Linked DNA regions of Homo sapiens: regions 1 and 3 are each linked to region 2. A link is an interaction called in ENCODE POLR2A ChIA-PET data of the cell type or tissue named here. Cell type or tissue: MCF 10A. All regions are shown on one strand.

The links. Peaks named below come from ENCODE experiments on the same cell type or tissue, not always from the same donor. Only the 100,000 strongest peaks of a DNase experiment are listed, where the experiment ranks them.
Region 1: POLR2A ChIA-PET joins it to region 2 with 7 read pairs; 1 of 35 experiments calls an interaction of 5 or more read pairs at or near these places.
Region 3: POLR2A ChIA-PET joins it to region 2 with 5 read pairs; 4 of 35 experiments call an interaction of 5 or more read pairs at or near these places.

Annotation. Positions count from the first base shown.
Region 1 is chr14:55,882,968-55,887,967 of GRCh38, forward strand. No RefSeq gene overlaps it. Among named protein-coding and RNA genes, the nearest start is that of LINC00520, 89 kb to the left of the region's middle. In MCF 10A, no CTCF peak of the experiment used is centred here; a DNase peak (open chromatin) is centred at 2,014.
Region 2 is chr14:55,804,996-55,809,995 of GRCh38, forward strand. No RefSeq gene overlaps it. Among named protein-coding and RNA genes, the nearest start is that of LINC00520, 11 kb to the left of the region's middle. In MCF 10A, no CTCF peak of the experiment used is centred here; a DNase peak (open chromatin) is centred at 2,296.
Region 3 is chr14:55,936,305-55,941,304 of GRCh38, forward strand. No RefSeq gene overlaps it. Among named protein-coding and RNA genes, the nearest start is that of LINC00520, 140 kb to the left of the region's middle. In MCF 10A, no CTCF peak of the experiment used is centred here; DNase peaks (open chromatin) are centred at 2,107 and 2,247.

The sequences.
Region 1 (5,000 bases), 78 kb after region 2:
GGGGGAGATAGGAAAGGGTCACAGACACACACTGCAGGTGGAAGAGGACATTGATTTCCTTATAATGATCTGGACCCAGAGGTGCCTCGGTAAGCAGGAAGTTTCTGGAAGTCTGAAGACCACTCTGCCCCAACCCTGGCTCCCCAGGTATTCATAAGGGAGTGGCCACACTAGTTCCACCCTTTCCTTCTCTGGGACAATAAACCTCACGTAAATGCACAGGCTTAGACAACAGCAAGTAAATACAAATAAGGATCAGTGCTTTATAAACGTCAATATATTACCTGTACCACAGAGGTAAGGAAATTAGGATGTGGAGATGTTAAAAGAGCTTGTCTACATATTAAGCCAGTTGGTGGCAAAGCAGAGATTTGAAATCAGATTGGAATCCTTCCTCTCTACAGCACTGTGATTTCAAAGTGAGCCCATGGATAGCTGCATCAGCATCAAGTCTCTTTTCAAAATGATTTAAAATTCCTGGGCGCCACCTTTAAAATTCCACACGCCTCCAGTGTGTCTGCAGGTGGGGCCTGAACATTTATTTCTTTAAGAGCTCCCCTAAATGATTCTGAAGCTGGGCCAGGGTTGAGGCACGAGAGCCTACATTTGTTCACGAGCACAGAGGACACCCTGCTCCCAGATGCAGCATTCAAGACCCAGGTGGGAGGAACTTGGCAGGAGATAGAAGCTGGAGGTCTCCAGAGGGGCACCTTCTTGGTTTTTTTTTTTTTTTTTTTTTTTGAGATGGAGTCTCGCTCTTTCACCCAGGCTGGAGGGCAGTGAGGCAATCTCGATTCATTGCAATCTCTGCCTCCCGGGTTCAAGCGATTCTTGTGCCTCAGCCTCTTGAGTAGCTGGGATTACAGGTGCACACCACCAAGCCCAGTTAATTTTCTGTATTTTTAGTAGAGATGGGGTTTCGCCATGTTGGCCAGGCAGGTCTCGAACTCCTGACCTCATGCGATCTGCCTGCCTTGGCCTCCCAAAGTGCTGGGACTACAGGCGTGAGCTACCGTGTCTGGGCTGTTGGTTGGTTTTGTTGTGACCATTTAGATGGCCTTGCTTTGAAGCCCAGGCTCCAAGACCTGGGAATCTTAGGTGCCAGGGGTATCAGGAGGGAGGAGGAAGCACACCTTCCTCTGGCAGCTTCTGCTCAGGGCTGCTTTTAAGGCGCCTGTTGTGGATTCCGGTGCTTTGCTTCTGATCTCTGGTGAAGATCTCTATGCTCCTGGAAAATCAGCCTGGAGCAAACTCAGGGTCTTGGGATACTGGTTGCCATCTATCTCCAATATCGTGGGGAACAGCCCATCGTGAACTGATCTCTTTGATAAACTCAGCTCAAGGACATCCTTAGTGCTTTGTCGGCAAGGCAGCCCTTTCCCCTGGGCCCTCTCTGAGCCCCTTCCATGTTGGATTTCCTCCACAGCTGTTATGACTTTGACAGTCTTGGGACTAATTCCCTATCTTGCAAGGCAGCTAAAAGGGAGGGAACACTCATTGCAGTCTGACAATCTGAGCTTTCTTCTGGGGCAGAATGACCTTAAGGAAAGTCGGGTGTCATCAACAATCACCAAATCCCAAACCCAGCTCTCCGCCTATACTCCGCTTAGAGCTGGGCTTGGGAGAACCGGGTTAATGCACACCTCTTTCTAGCAAGGAAAGATGAAAACATTTTTCCTATGCAGGAGGGCCAGAGGGTGAGTATTACAGTGGAGGGAAAGATGGTAGATCTATTTATCACTGTGTTGTCACTTGAAGGGAAAACAAGCTTTAGTCCCACTTGCCATGGGGCCCAGGTGGATGCCAATTGAGTTACTAAATTTCTATCTGAAAAATGGTGTCCAATACTAGAGCCTTCAGGGGACATCCTTAATGGGAAGCATTGGCAGAGCAATAAATATCGGGCCGCAGTTCTTGCCTGGGCATGCTGACTCCAACGCTGATGCTGCACACTTGTTTACTCATCTTTTTCTGGAGACAGTCCCCAGACTCGGGAATCTGAGGGATTGTCCCAACAATACTTTAAGCCTTCCATTAGGCCTCTGTGCCAAGCACTAATGAGGCCCAAGTCCTGCAGCAAAACTCCAGCCCCTCCTTCCTCATCAACTCAGTTTTACTCTTTCTGCCAACTCTGGCAATTGACTCATGAGAAATCCTGTTAGAGGATTTTTTTTTTCCCTCTTTAAAACCCACTCACTCCACACCTCATAAAGGTTACAGAAAGGTGCAGTAATGGTCTGGCAGACATGTACCTAGTGAGATAAATTTTCCATTGTGAAAGCATCTACTCCTCAATTTGGTTCTGATGTAGAAGGCACAAAATCCCTTACCTCACTTCCTGAAAGTTGCCAAGATGTGACATAGAAAGCGTATGAGGACCCCAGGGGATTTGGTACTGGTATCTCATTAGAGGCACTGACATTTATGATATATCAAAATTTTAGTGGGAGGTTTAAGGAAGATTCAAGATTTGGACAGTTAATGCTATGATTTCCTTAAAAGCATGAGGCACTGAGTAGCAATGGATATTTTTGATCATCCAAAAAAAATCCCCTTCTCTATGGAAACTTAAAATCTTAAGAAATAGTTTAATTTCAGCTCTTCTGTCTACAGGCAAGAGAGTAACCTCTGGCCGCAGAGAATAATCCCTGTCACTAACATCACGGAGAATTAAAGACACAGCTACTAACACCTTCTACCTCTCCAGGAGAATGGCTTTACCAAAGTCTTCCCGAATGCCCAATCAAAAGAATTTTCCCAATTTCTTTGTACCATTAGGCAGTTCTACATTTATTCAATCATTCAATCATTCAACAAACTACTGCTGTGTTGAATGAACAAAACAGGCAGGTTCTCTGGATTACAGCTGAGCAAGGGGGAATTAAGGATGAGTGGGGAGGTGAAGATCACGTAGTCCAGGGGCTTGAACCAGGACCCAGATGCTGCCAGTAGTGTAAGGAGAGGCACACAGAGTTGTGATCTGTTTTGAAAATGTAATGATAGAACTCACTGAAGAATAGGATACGAAAGGATGGACAACTGGTTTCCAACAGAAACAACCTGGGGGATCCAGGTGCATAAGATGAAGAAGAGCAGAACAGGCATACTTTTTTTCCTCCTGCAGTTCTGACCATTCTTTCCCTTTTCTTTGTGAGTTTCTTTCACTTTGTAAGTCCTTTAAACGTCGATGTTTTCAGGCAATTTATCCTTAGCCTTCTTCTCTCCCATGTGAGTTATTTCTTCCACATCCGTGGCTTCACTTACAAAGCAGATGACTCTCAAAGCCATGCAGACAGCTCAGCTCAGGCCTGTCCACTGAGTTCCACATCCATGTTGCCCACCAAACACTGGGTCTTTTCATGGGGATGTTTCTTAGGCATTTGAATTTGAACGTGTTAAAAATGGAACTCCCCTTCTCCCCCAGCCATCTTCCACTACTCACTATCTGTCTCTGCTAACTTGTCCTGCTCCTATGTTTCCTGGCTTTGGTCATTGGACCACCAGCCTGCAGGTCACCCAAATCAGCATCCTGGAAGGCATTTGAGATCCTCCTTGCCCTCTCACAGCATTCCTCTTCTCACTCTATGTTATTGACTCTCTAGCTTGTATATTTCTTGGCTCTGCCTTCTGCTCTTCATCTCCCCCTCCAGCTTCACAATTTCTGTCCTTGTCATTTCTCATCTAGGGACCACAATGTCTTCCAACTGTTCCCTCTGTCTCAGTCTTGATTCCTTTCAATCCATCCTCCATGCTGCTCCCAGAATGATCTTATTCTCCCCTCCAAAGCTGGTAGGTGGCTCACCACCTCCTTAGGAATAAAGCCCTTTGCACATTAGTTTAAAACTTCCAAAGCCCAACTCCTGCTAACAACCACAGTGTCATCTCATTTCACGCTTGATAGAAGTCATCCTTGCACCTTCCTTAATACCTATCTCATGACCTTTCTTGTGCAATGTGCCCTGGGGTTGAAAGGCCTTCTCCTCCTCTCCCTTATTCACTTGATTTGTACCCACCTTCAAATTCATTGAAATCCTTCCTTCTCTTGGAAACCTTCCCTGAGTCCTCCGGCTGACGTGGGCACCCTCTCTCTGTGTGTTCTTACCCCTTCATTAGGCATTCTGTACCCCAGGCTGTCACTGTTAATTGACTCCAGTAGGTGGCAAGTTCTGGAGAACAGGGTTTCTTTCTTATGTTCGTCTGTATACTTAGCACCAAGCACTGGATACACTGGTAACCATCAATACATTTAGCTCAATGAGTGAACAAACTGGTTTTTATGCATTTTGCAGAGAAGCTCTATGAGAAATATAGATCCTGCCAGGCACGGTGGCTGACACCTGTAATCCCAGCACTTTGGGAGGCTGAGATGGGTGGATCACCTGAGGTTGGGAGTTCGAGACCAGCCTGACCAACATGGAGAAACCCCATCTCTACTAAAAATACAAAATTAGCCAGGCATGGTGGTGCATGCCTGTAATCCCAGCTATTCAGGAGGCTGAGGCAGGAAAATTGCTTGAACATGAGAGGTAGAGGTTGCGTTGAGCTGAGATTGTGCCATTGCACTCTAGCCTGGGCAACGAGAGCAAAACTCTGTCTCAAAAAAAAAAAAAAAAAAAAAAAAATATATATATATATATATATATATATAGAGAGAGAGAGAGAGAGAGAGAGAGAGAGAGAGAGAGGGAGAGAGAGATCCATATATACAAACTATGTTTTCATCTTTTTTGTCTTGAAAAATATTATTTATTAATATCCCTTAGGCTGATTACAATAAACATACAGAAAGCCTTGACTGAGTCTCAGCTATGAAGAATAAGACGATAAAATTCACACACACTCGTTAACTAGTATCCTCTCTTAATCTTGAAATTGCATCCTATTAGACAAATGATTTATGTTTACCGTAGGAGTGTAAACAGCTCTCTAATTCATGAATATTAAGCAGCATCTGTATGTCATTTAAATAAGGGAATTACTATCCTGGGAAAGTTAGAAAT
Region 2 (5,000 bases):
ATGACCCCCACCTGGTCATTGACACACCAGGTGGTGAGTGTGGATCAGCGTTTAAGAACATCCACATGATCCTGATGGGGGGCTAAAAGCAACTGGCTGGTTTGGGAAGACGAGTAGCTGGCAGTGCCCACTCTGTTGGGGACTGTGGGCAGAGGGAAGGTATGATCAAGAGATAGTCTCTGCTCTAGAGGAGCACAGGGTCTCTTTTCCTTGTGAAAATCAGTCTCTTTATTCCCTTTGAGTAGCTACATAAACCATCTCCTAGTGAATGCCAAATCCTCAGGCAAAATGGCCTTGTGTGCCTGGTGCAGGACATATTAACCATGTCATGGGTTTGAATCCATATTGGACCATGGTTACAACCAAAGCCAACTGACCTTCCTCCTCTTCCTGTCATAGCTGAGGTTGAATCATGTGACTTATCGGACATCTTTGTCTGCCCTACTTTTAGGTGACACAGCTAGGAAGAACAGTCACTCGTCCCCAGCCCAGCTGGAGGGCTGAGCCACGTGTCTATAGAGTATCAGTGACCTTCAGCCCCTGCTGCTTGTAACAAGTGTAGGGCCAGGTTCAGTTGTGTGGTATTGGCAGGGAAGGGGGAGAAGGAAAAGGGGGAAAGAAATAACCCTTTTGAAAGGAGTAGTCCTTATTTGAGAAATAGGAGGCATTCATTTTTGGTGCATTTCTTTCTTCCACACTTCCCTGTGGTGCCTTCAAAGGCCTGGCCTTGCCCGTGCTCTGGGCTCCTCTCCACTCCTTCAGGACCAGCTAAGCTGGAAACTAGTGAGCACTGGGAGGTGACCAAGTGCAAATGGGTTAACATGTTGCTAATGATAATAGCTAATACTTGTTGAGCGCTCACTTTGTATAGGCACTCTGCTAAGGACGGCACAAGAATTACTTTGTCTAATTATCTCAACAATCCCAGGAATTAGGCACTATAATTAGTTCTATTTTTAAGATAAGAAGCTGAGACACAAATGTTAACTTTCCCAAGATCACACTAGTAAGGAGTCGGGCCAGTATGTTTTTAACAAATGTTAATTCGGTACCTTCTATGTGGTATGAACCCCAAATATCAGAGAGAGGTCTCAGTTAATTTAGGAAGTTTATTTTGCCAAAGGACGCATGCCCATGACACAGCCTCAGGAGGTCCTAATGACATGTGCTCAAGGTGGTTGGGGCACAGCTTGGTTTTATACATTTTAGGGAGATGTAAGACATCAATCGATATATGTAAGAAGTACATTGGTTCTGTCCAGAAAGGTGAGACAACTCAAAGCGGGGAGGGGGCTTCCAGGACATAGGTAGGTAAGAGACAAATGGTTGCATTCTTTTGAGGTTCTGATTAGCCTCTTGAAAGGAGGCAGTCAGATTTGCATTTATCTTGGTGAGAAGAGGAATGACTTTGAGTTCTGTCTGTCCTTTGTACACAAGGAAATTCCTTGTGAGGAAGGTATGTAGGTTTTTTTAAAAAATTATTTTATTTTGTTTTATTTTATTATTATTTTTTAATTTAGTAGCTTTTTCAGGAACAGAATGTGAGGTAGGTTTGCCCTAAGCAGTTCCCAGCTTGACTTTTCCCTTTGGCTTAGTGGTTTTGGAATCCCAAGATTTATTGTCCTTTCACAGTGCAAGGCATTTATTCTAGGTGAACAAGACAGGCTCCCCCTCTAGCAGGTAAGGTCAGGTAAAAATCCAAGAGGCAAACCTAGGAGCAAACTCTAAGATTGTGATTAGTACCATGCAGATAATTAAAGGACTGAAGTGCTGGAGCTGCTCAGTGGCCCTTTTCACCTAGGGGATCAGAGAAGGAAGGCTTTTTAGGAAAGGTGACATTGACACTGCAGTCTTAGGTCAAGAAGCCAGCCTCTGAAGATGCTGGGGAAGAGAATTTCTGCAAACAGTTGCTGCAGACAACATAGCTGAGGCAAGGACAGAAAGGAGAGGGAGAGACTCCATGAGAAGAGGGAAGGGAGACGGGGCCCTTCCAGTGACTCCCATGTCACATTTTTCATGTGCCTTTCAAAACTGAAAGGGGCCCTGAGGCTCTCCTGTAGAAATTAGGACAGGCGGGTAGGTCTTGTGGTTAACAATGTGACGAGGACCAGGGCTCCCAGGGTGGGACCTGGTTCACACCCAGCCTGCTCCTGGGCTTGGCACTCTGAGCTCATCTGGGAGGCCAGGCTGTGCTTCAGCGTAGGAGTTACCCAGAGGTGTGGTCAGAGGGCTTTGTATCAGGCCCACGTTATCTCCACTCTTGGCAGGACAAGGTCTGCACAGCCGTCTCTGGGCTTGGTGCCAGCATCTCTCATTGAAAAACAGTGGCACTGATTGTAATGATGTTTTGCAAAGGAAACAAGAGAGAGAACGTGACGTGGGCTGAGATGATAGCTCACCACATTTCAGGCCCGGGCGAGTTCCGGTAGCAAAGGTTCGAACTCCTCCCTGAGAGTGTTTCCAGGAAACCCCAGGGTGTGAAACTATAGTGCCAGATGTTCTAGTAAAACGAAAACTTCCCAGAACAAATAATAACAATAACAGAAGGGTAAATTAGTCTCGTAGATATGAGAGAGAGTGAGCGAGCTCCAACACTGTAACTAGCAGGCACCTGAGTGGTTCTGGACAAATTCCATATGCCACATGTCTTGTTTCCTTCTATCCTCTAACCCTTCTCCTCTCTGTGATTTATGGGACCAGCCCGTCTGAACTGCTGAGAAAGCGATCTCAAAGAGGCAAGCAGCTGGCAAAAGGGGATGTGCAGCCTCCCACAAACAACACATTTCACACATTAAAAAAGACACTCCTGATGGCATGTGTAGACCACATGGTCAAGGCAAAGCTCGCCATCTAGGTCCTGAGCTATAGCTCTGTGCTATGGAAGGTGGCGTATGTGGCACACTATGCCAGCAATATCCCAAGGTGCTTGAATGGAACAGCTCTCCCAAACAGACAGAGTTGTGTGAGTTGCTTTGCAGAACAAATGCCTGAGAAAAGGGGGATACATGTGAGGGCTGAGGACTGTGAAGAGCTGTTAAGCAAACATCATCTACGTTAGGTGCTTTAAAAGTAGGTCAGGAAATTTTCATGTTCATGCCAATTCCACTGTAAACCTGGATTTCCTTAATGCCTAAGTCTTAAGATGTTCTGATAAAATCATTGCAATCTGGGCAAAGGTGAGGGTTTCACTGGGATGGACTCTCCTAGTTTCCTTGTGTTTGGTGATGGGAAGAACAATGAATGTGTCACAGATGTGCATGGGATCAAGTAGGGACTCTGTGCACAATGGTGTGTGTTGTTCCCTGCACAAAGATGTTTGGCCAAGGGGATGAAAGTGGGACTGAAACCCCTAGCCAGCATCCTTGGCAAAGTTATTTTCTCTGGTATGGGTCTGTCAGTCCAAGGAAGGGACACATTTTAAAAATTGGTTCTTCTAGCAGGATACTGTTTCTAATTCCCACAAAGATGATATTTTATGAATTCTTTTCATGAAGAAAAATACTTTCCATACCACTTTTCTATGATATGAATCTCTTCCTTCACTCCCCACCAGTTTTTTTTTTTAATTATTATACTTTAAGTTCTAGGGTACATGTGCACAATGTAAAGGTTTGTTACATATGTATGCATGTGCCATGTTGGTGTGTTGCACCCATTAACTTGTCATTTACATTAGGAATGTCTCCTAATGCTATCCCTCCCCCCTCCCCCCACTCCACAACAGGCCCCAGTGTGTGATGTTCCCCACCCTGTGTCCAAGTGTTTTCATTGTTCAATTCCCACCTGTGACTGAGAACATGTGGTGTTTGGTTTTCTATCCTTGTGATAGTTTGCTCAGAATGATGGTTTCCAGCTTCACCTATGTCCCTACAAAGGACATGAACTCATCCTTTTTTATGGCTGCATAGTATTCCATGGTGTATATGTGCCACATTTTCTTAATCCAGCCTATCATTGTTGGACATTTGGGTTGGTTCCAAGTCTTTGCTATTGTGAATAGTGCTGCAATAAACATACGTGTTCATGTGTCTTTATAGCAGCATGATTTATAATTCTTTGGGTATACACCCAGTAATGGGATGACTGGGTCAAATGGTATTTCTAGTTCTAGATCCTTGAGGAATTGCCACACTGTCTTCCACAATGGTTGAATTAGTTTACAGTCCCACCAACAGTGTAAAAGTGTTCCTATTTCTCCACATCCTCTCCAGCACCTGTTGTTTCCTGACTTTTTAATGATTGCCATTCTAACTGGTGTGAGATAGTATCTCATTGTGGTTTTGATTTGCATTTCTCTGATGACCAGTGATGATAAGCATTTTTTCATGTGTCTGTTGGCTGCATAAATGTCTTCTTTTGAGAAGTATCTGTCCATATCCTTCGCCCACTTTTTGATGGGGTTGTTTGATTTTTTCTTGTAAATTTGTTTAAGTTCTTTGTAGATTCTGGATATTAGCCCTTTGTCAGATGGATAGATTGTAAAAATTTTCTCCCATTCTGTAGGTTGCCTGTTCACTCTGATGGTAGTTTCTTTTGCTGTGCAGAAGCTCTTTAGTTTAATTAGGTCCCATTTGTTAATTTTGGCTTTTGTTGACATTGCCTTTGGTGTTTTAGTCATGAAGTCTTTGCCCATGCCTATGTCCTGAATGGTATTGCCTAGGTTTTCTTCTAGGGTTTTTATGGTTTTAGGTCTAACATTTAAGTCTTTAATCCATCTTGAATTAATTTTTGTATAAGGTGTAAGGAAGGGATCCAGTTTCAGCTTTCTACATACGGCTAGACAGTTTTCCCAGCACCGTTTATTAAATAGGGAATCCTTTCCCCATTGCTTGTTTTTGTTAGGTTCATCAAAGATCAGATGGTTGTAGACGTGTGGTGTTATTTCTGAGGGCTCTGTTCTGTTCCATTGGTCTATATCTCTGTTTTGGTACAAGTACCATGCTGTTTTGGTTACTGTAGCCTTGTAGTATAGCTTGAATTCAGGTAGCGTGATGCCTCCA
Region 3 (5,000 bases), 130 kb after region 2:
TAGCCATCTCCATTTGTTCTGCTATCTGGAGGCTTTCTGGACCCAGTCCTTTAATTTTCTTTCTTTCTTTTTTTTTTTTTTTTTTGAGATGGAGTCTCACTCTCTCACCCAGCCTGGAGTGCAGTGGTGCGATCTCAGCTCATTGCAAGCTCTCCCTCTCAGGTTCACGCCATTCTCCTGCCTCAGCCTCCTGAGTAGCTGGGATTACAGGCACGTGCCACCATGCCTGGCTAATTTTTTTTTTTTTATTTTTAGTAGGGATAGGGTTTCACCGTGTTAGCCAGGATGGTCTCGATCTCCTGACCTCGTGATCTGCCCGCCTCGGCCTCCCAAAGTGCTGGGATTGCAGGCGTGAGCCACTGCGCCCAGCCAAGTTCTTTAATTTTCTTATGGAACTTTTTTATGTAGGTATGACTGATTACATCATTGGCCATTGGTAATCAACTCAACCATCAACCCTTCTTCCCTCCCCAGAGGTTGGAGGGTGCGGCCAAAAGTTCCAGCCTTCTAATCCTGCCTTGGTCTTTCCAGTGACCAGTCCCCAGTTAGCTAGGGGCCCCCAGCCAGCAGTGATTTCATTATCATGCAAAATACATTCTTATCACTCCAGAGATTCCAAGGGTTTTAGGAGCCATGTGCCAGGAAACCGGAGGAACACTAAATGTGTATTTCACAATATCATAATACCTTACCTGCAACTTGTATAAAACGCCTCTGCTACTTCCAGAAACTTTTTCAAAGTGAATGTTTCTCATTTTAGAACATTTTAAGATAAACAGAATTTCCTCTGCTTAGCATATAACAACTGTCTAAACACTATTATCAAGTGAATACATAAAAGAATTTAGTTTTATACTAGCAATGTAGTACTTGCAGTGTTTTGCGTACTGTGAGAAGATTAAAAACACACGTACACACACACACACATTTTTTTTTTCCTTTCCTGTTCACATTATTCCTGCAAGCGATTTACGTTCCTTCTTTTTACAAATGAGTAAACAAGGTCAAGTAACTTGTTGTAAGTCGCACAGCTAGAACATGGTGGAGCAGAGATAGGAATACTTGTTGATTTGACTGCAAAGCCTGAGATATTTCCATTCTGTCACATTGTCTCCAGAAATTAACCCAAAAACCTACTGTCATAAGTCAAATGCTTTCACTTATCTGTGTCCTTGCTGACCCATTAGCACAGCTAGTGGGCAATCTCCTAGCACTGCCCAGCTTTGATGTTGAATCACATCAGGACGGAAACATATCCTCTCTTCCATCTTGCACCTGCTCCTTTAGTAATGTTCCCACATTGGCTGACCTGGGAGGTCTGATTTGGAATGTCAATTTCAGGGAGCCCAGTGCTCAACAGCAGGCCTGCTCTGTGCTCTCTGCTCCCTACTTTTGCATAACGGCACCAAATTGCCTAAAATATCCACAATGGAGATTTGTCCTAAGAAGTGAGGACTGGTCAGCTGTATGACTATCTGGCTAGGTTGGTGTTTAAACTGTGATAATCATGGAAAGACACTTTGTCCCAAGTCTACAGCACTAAGAGGATGAAGCATATTCACTTGCTTATTGATTGGTTTTTATTATTTAATGACTGCCTATTGAGTACTTAATGCAAAGAACTTTGTTAGATGCTCAGGAGCATAGAGATGTGCAAAAGCTGAGTGAGTGAGAATGGTGGCCTGGGGGAGAGGAGAAACTGTTATGGAAGTCAGTTGTCTTAAGTGAAGAACCAGTGGAGCTGTGTGAAGATTAGGCAAGAAAGCTCTCAGAGGCCTTTTGTGACTGAGCCATACTTATGCAGGCAGGCCCTGCCACTCGGGAAAAGGGTAAGAGAAGACGCTGAACAGCCAAGAGACAAGACAGTGAAGGGAAAGGAGCTGTATCCTGGTTTGCCACCATCTTGACATGCAACATTGGATACGTCCCCTCACCCATCTGATTTTCAGTTTTTCATTCCCAGTGATAATCTCCAGCCCTCTTCCCTTCTGTCTGGCAGAGAGCACATATCTGGGGCCCACTTCTAGACCTGCTGGCGACTGGCCCAGCCTTTGTGCCTACTTCCCCAGGCAGGCCTGTGCTGAACACATGGGCATGGCTGAATATTTACTGTCATGCAAAGCAGCTGATGGTGAGTAATATACCACGGCTCGCTCATTCCCTTCCAAGTCATGTTCAGTGAAAAAGCATGTGTGCAGAAAAGTTCAGAGTAGTTTCATGGCATACCCAGGAGTGCTTGGGAATGGCTGAAAGAGCTAGGGACTGCTTACCATGTCTGGCTGCCAGCTGCCAGCTGCGAGCTGCCAAGCCTAGGGTTTCACATCTGAGCTGGGTTTCCTAAGCTCGGCCGTAAGCCCGTGGGCAGAAGACTGTCTTCGTGCCTAAGAGGAGCTGTATACAAACAATGAATCAGTGTCACGACGGTTGGCTGGAGAAAATGTGGCCTGTGTCCAAGATGAGTGCCAACAAGCTGGCACAAGTGGGCCTGACCCATCAGCAAGAAAAGCTTTGAAAATCTGAGGATTCAGGGATTAGGGAAGAGAATCTTGAATTCTGTCCCAGTTGCAACTTCCATTCATTTGACAAATAATTTTTGAGCCCCTGCTACATGTCAGACCTCTTACAGGCACATGGGGTACATCAGTAAAGAAAACAGACCAAGATTCTTGCCCTTTTGAAGTTTACAGTCTATAGGAAGGATAAATGATAAGAAATAAACATAATGAATCAAGGCATTTTACCGTATATCAGAAGACAAGTGCTTTGGAAACCAAGAAAGAACTAGGTAAGAGGGCACCAGAGTGGGGAGAAGGCAGTAGGTTGCAGTACTAGCCTTTAATTACTTTTATTTACTTTATTTAATTTTCTCCTGCAACCAGTGGATACCCTCAAATAGAACCATTTTAGAAGTTTGAGCATTTAGGTAAGAGAAGGAATTTGGGATGGGATTGGGTATAATGGACAGTTATGCAGGGAAATGAGAAATATCAATGGACCAGACCACAGAAGAGGGTTATCTCCAGAAATCTTGCAAAAACCCTTTTCTCAGGCTTGGTCCACCACTGCCTCCAAAGTGTGGCCCTTATCCACTGTACCATACTCACCTCCCAGAACCTGGGACAGATGAAGTGTGTCTGTCTGTCTGTGTCGGGGGAGGAGGGCAGGTAAGCACAATTACCATGTCAATCAGGGCTGTTTTGGAGACATACTTTCAAATTTCACTTTCCTAGATTTTCTGAGTTAGAGTAACCATCTGCAAAGAGTTGTCTATCTTGTGGACTGCAAGGACCCAAACATGGGGCCATCTATTTGATTCTCTTCACATAAGAGAGATGAAGGTTTTTTCAATGGACAATTGCTGAGGCTGGAATTAAGTACTGAATGTTTGTTTGCCACCAACATTCTTACATTGAAGTCTTAACCCCCAATGTGATAGTGTTTGGAGGTGAGGCCTTTGAGAGGTGATTAGGTTTAAATGAGGTTGTGATGGTGAGGCCCCACGATGGGATTGGTGTTCTTGTAAGAAGAGGAAGAGAGTGGAGCTCACTCTCTCCTCCACGTGAGGACACAGCAAGAAGGTGGTCCCTGCAAGCCAGAAGAAGGCCTTCACCAGAAGCCAAAACTGTTGGTCTTGATCTTGAACTTCCCAGCCTCCAGAATCACAAGAAACAAATGTCTGTTGTTTAAGCCACTCAGTCTGTGGTATTTTGTTATAGTAGCCCAAGCTGACTACAACAGCTAGTATTGCAAACATTTGTTTGAAGAGGTAGACATAAACTCCAAATTCCAAAAGGGGCCCTAAATTCTAAGAGAAAATATACACTCCAAATTTTAGACGTGTTCTCTCGGGACTTCCCACAGAATCTTACTGAAGGTTAGAAGACAAAGATTTTAAATAAATGGTTATGGGTTTTACGAGAGTAGGATGGTGAGGGGAGGTGTTGGGCAGGTTTTTACTGAACAGGAGGCCAGTGTTCTGAGGGCCCCAGCCCAGCCTGTCCCCACATGCTGAGTGCCCTGAGGTGATTCTGCCTCCTGCATTGCTGAATGCAGGTGGATGCAGGTGGCATGCTACCACTGCCTTGTGGATTGTGAGCAAGATCAGGCTCTCCCGGAAGAAAAGTGATGGAGATAATTAGGGATGGAGAAATAGGAGGGTACAAGTCCCACAATAGCGGGTACAGTTAAGAATCAGATAAATAAAAGTTGTCACTGATGGTATCTGAGGAAAACATTGGTGATCAGAAGTGTGAAGTGTGAAAAGAGGGAGGTCAAGAACAGATATTTTTCAAACAGAAAGAGTAAAGCAGCACTCTAAGGTAGGAAAGTCTCCTTGTATTGACCAGCGACAGGCGCAAGAGGATGTTCTGGCCTGGAGCAGTGGGGCTCATGTGTGGACACCTGACCAGCACTAGTAAAAGAGTCTGCTTTGAGAGGGTGAAAAAGCAGATCAGGAAACCCAGGGGCCTTTTCTGCCATGGCTGTGCTCCCTTTGAAAGGGAAGTTTGGCAGGAAACAGTTGGAGGGCAAGAGTCTCAGAAATCCATGTCCCAGGTGCTCAGGAGAAGCTGAGATGGTTTCTAGGCTTCTAACCTGAACCAGACCCAGTGTCACCCTTGGAGGGTGTCCACATCCTCCTGAAAAGAAGCCAGACCCCCTCCTTAACCTAACTACAGCCATGAGACAAGGGATTTAAATGCTAGGAAGGGTAGCATAGTCAACCAGGCCTTGGAGCTTGTCTGATCAAGAGGTTTCTTCTGAACACCTACTCTGCTCTGATGTTTGCTTCACATGTGCTTATGCTGAGCTTGCTAATAGGGGACTTTGTTTTTGATTAATAAAACGAAGACGAATTCCTGGTCATGAGTGGCCAGGGCCTCAAATAGCTTGTCCTGTTCTCTATCTCAGGGACTCTTAAATGGCAAGTCACCGTTCTGAGAGGGATAAAGCGGTGAACAAAGTTTTGGCCGCAGACTGTGGCAGCAGGAGTGGAACCTGCT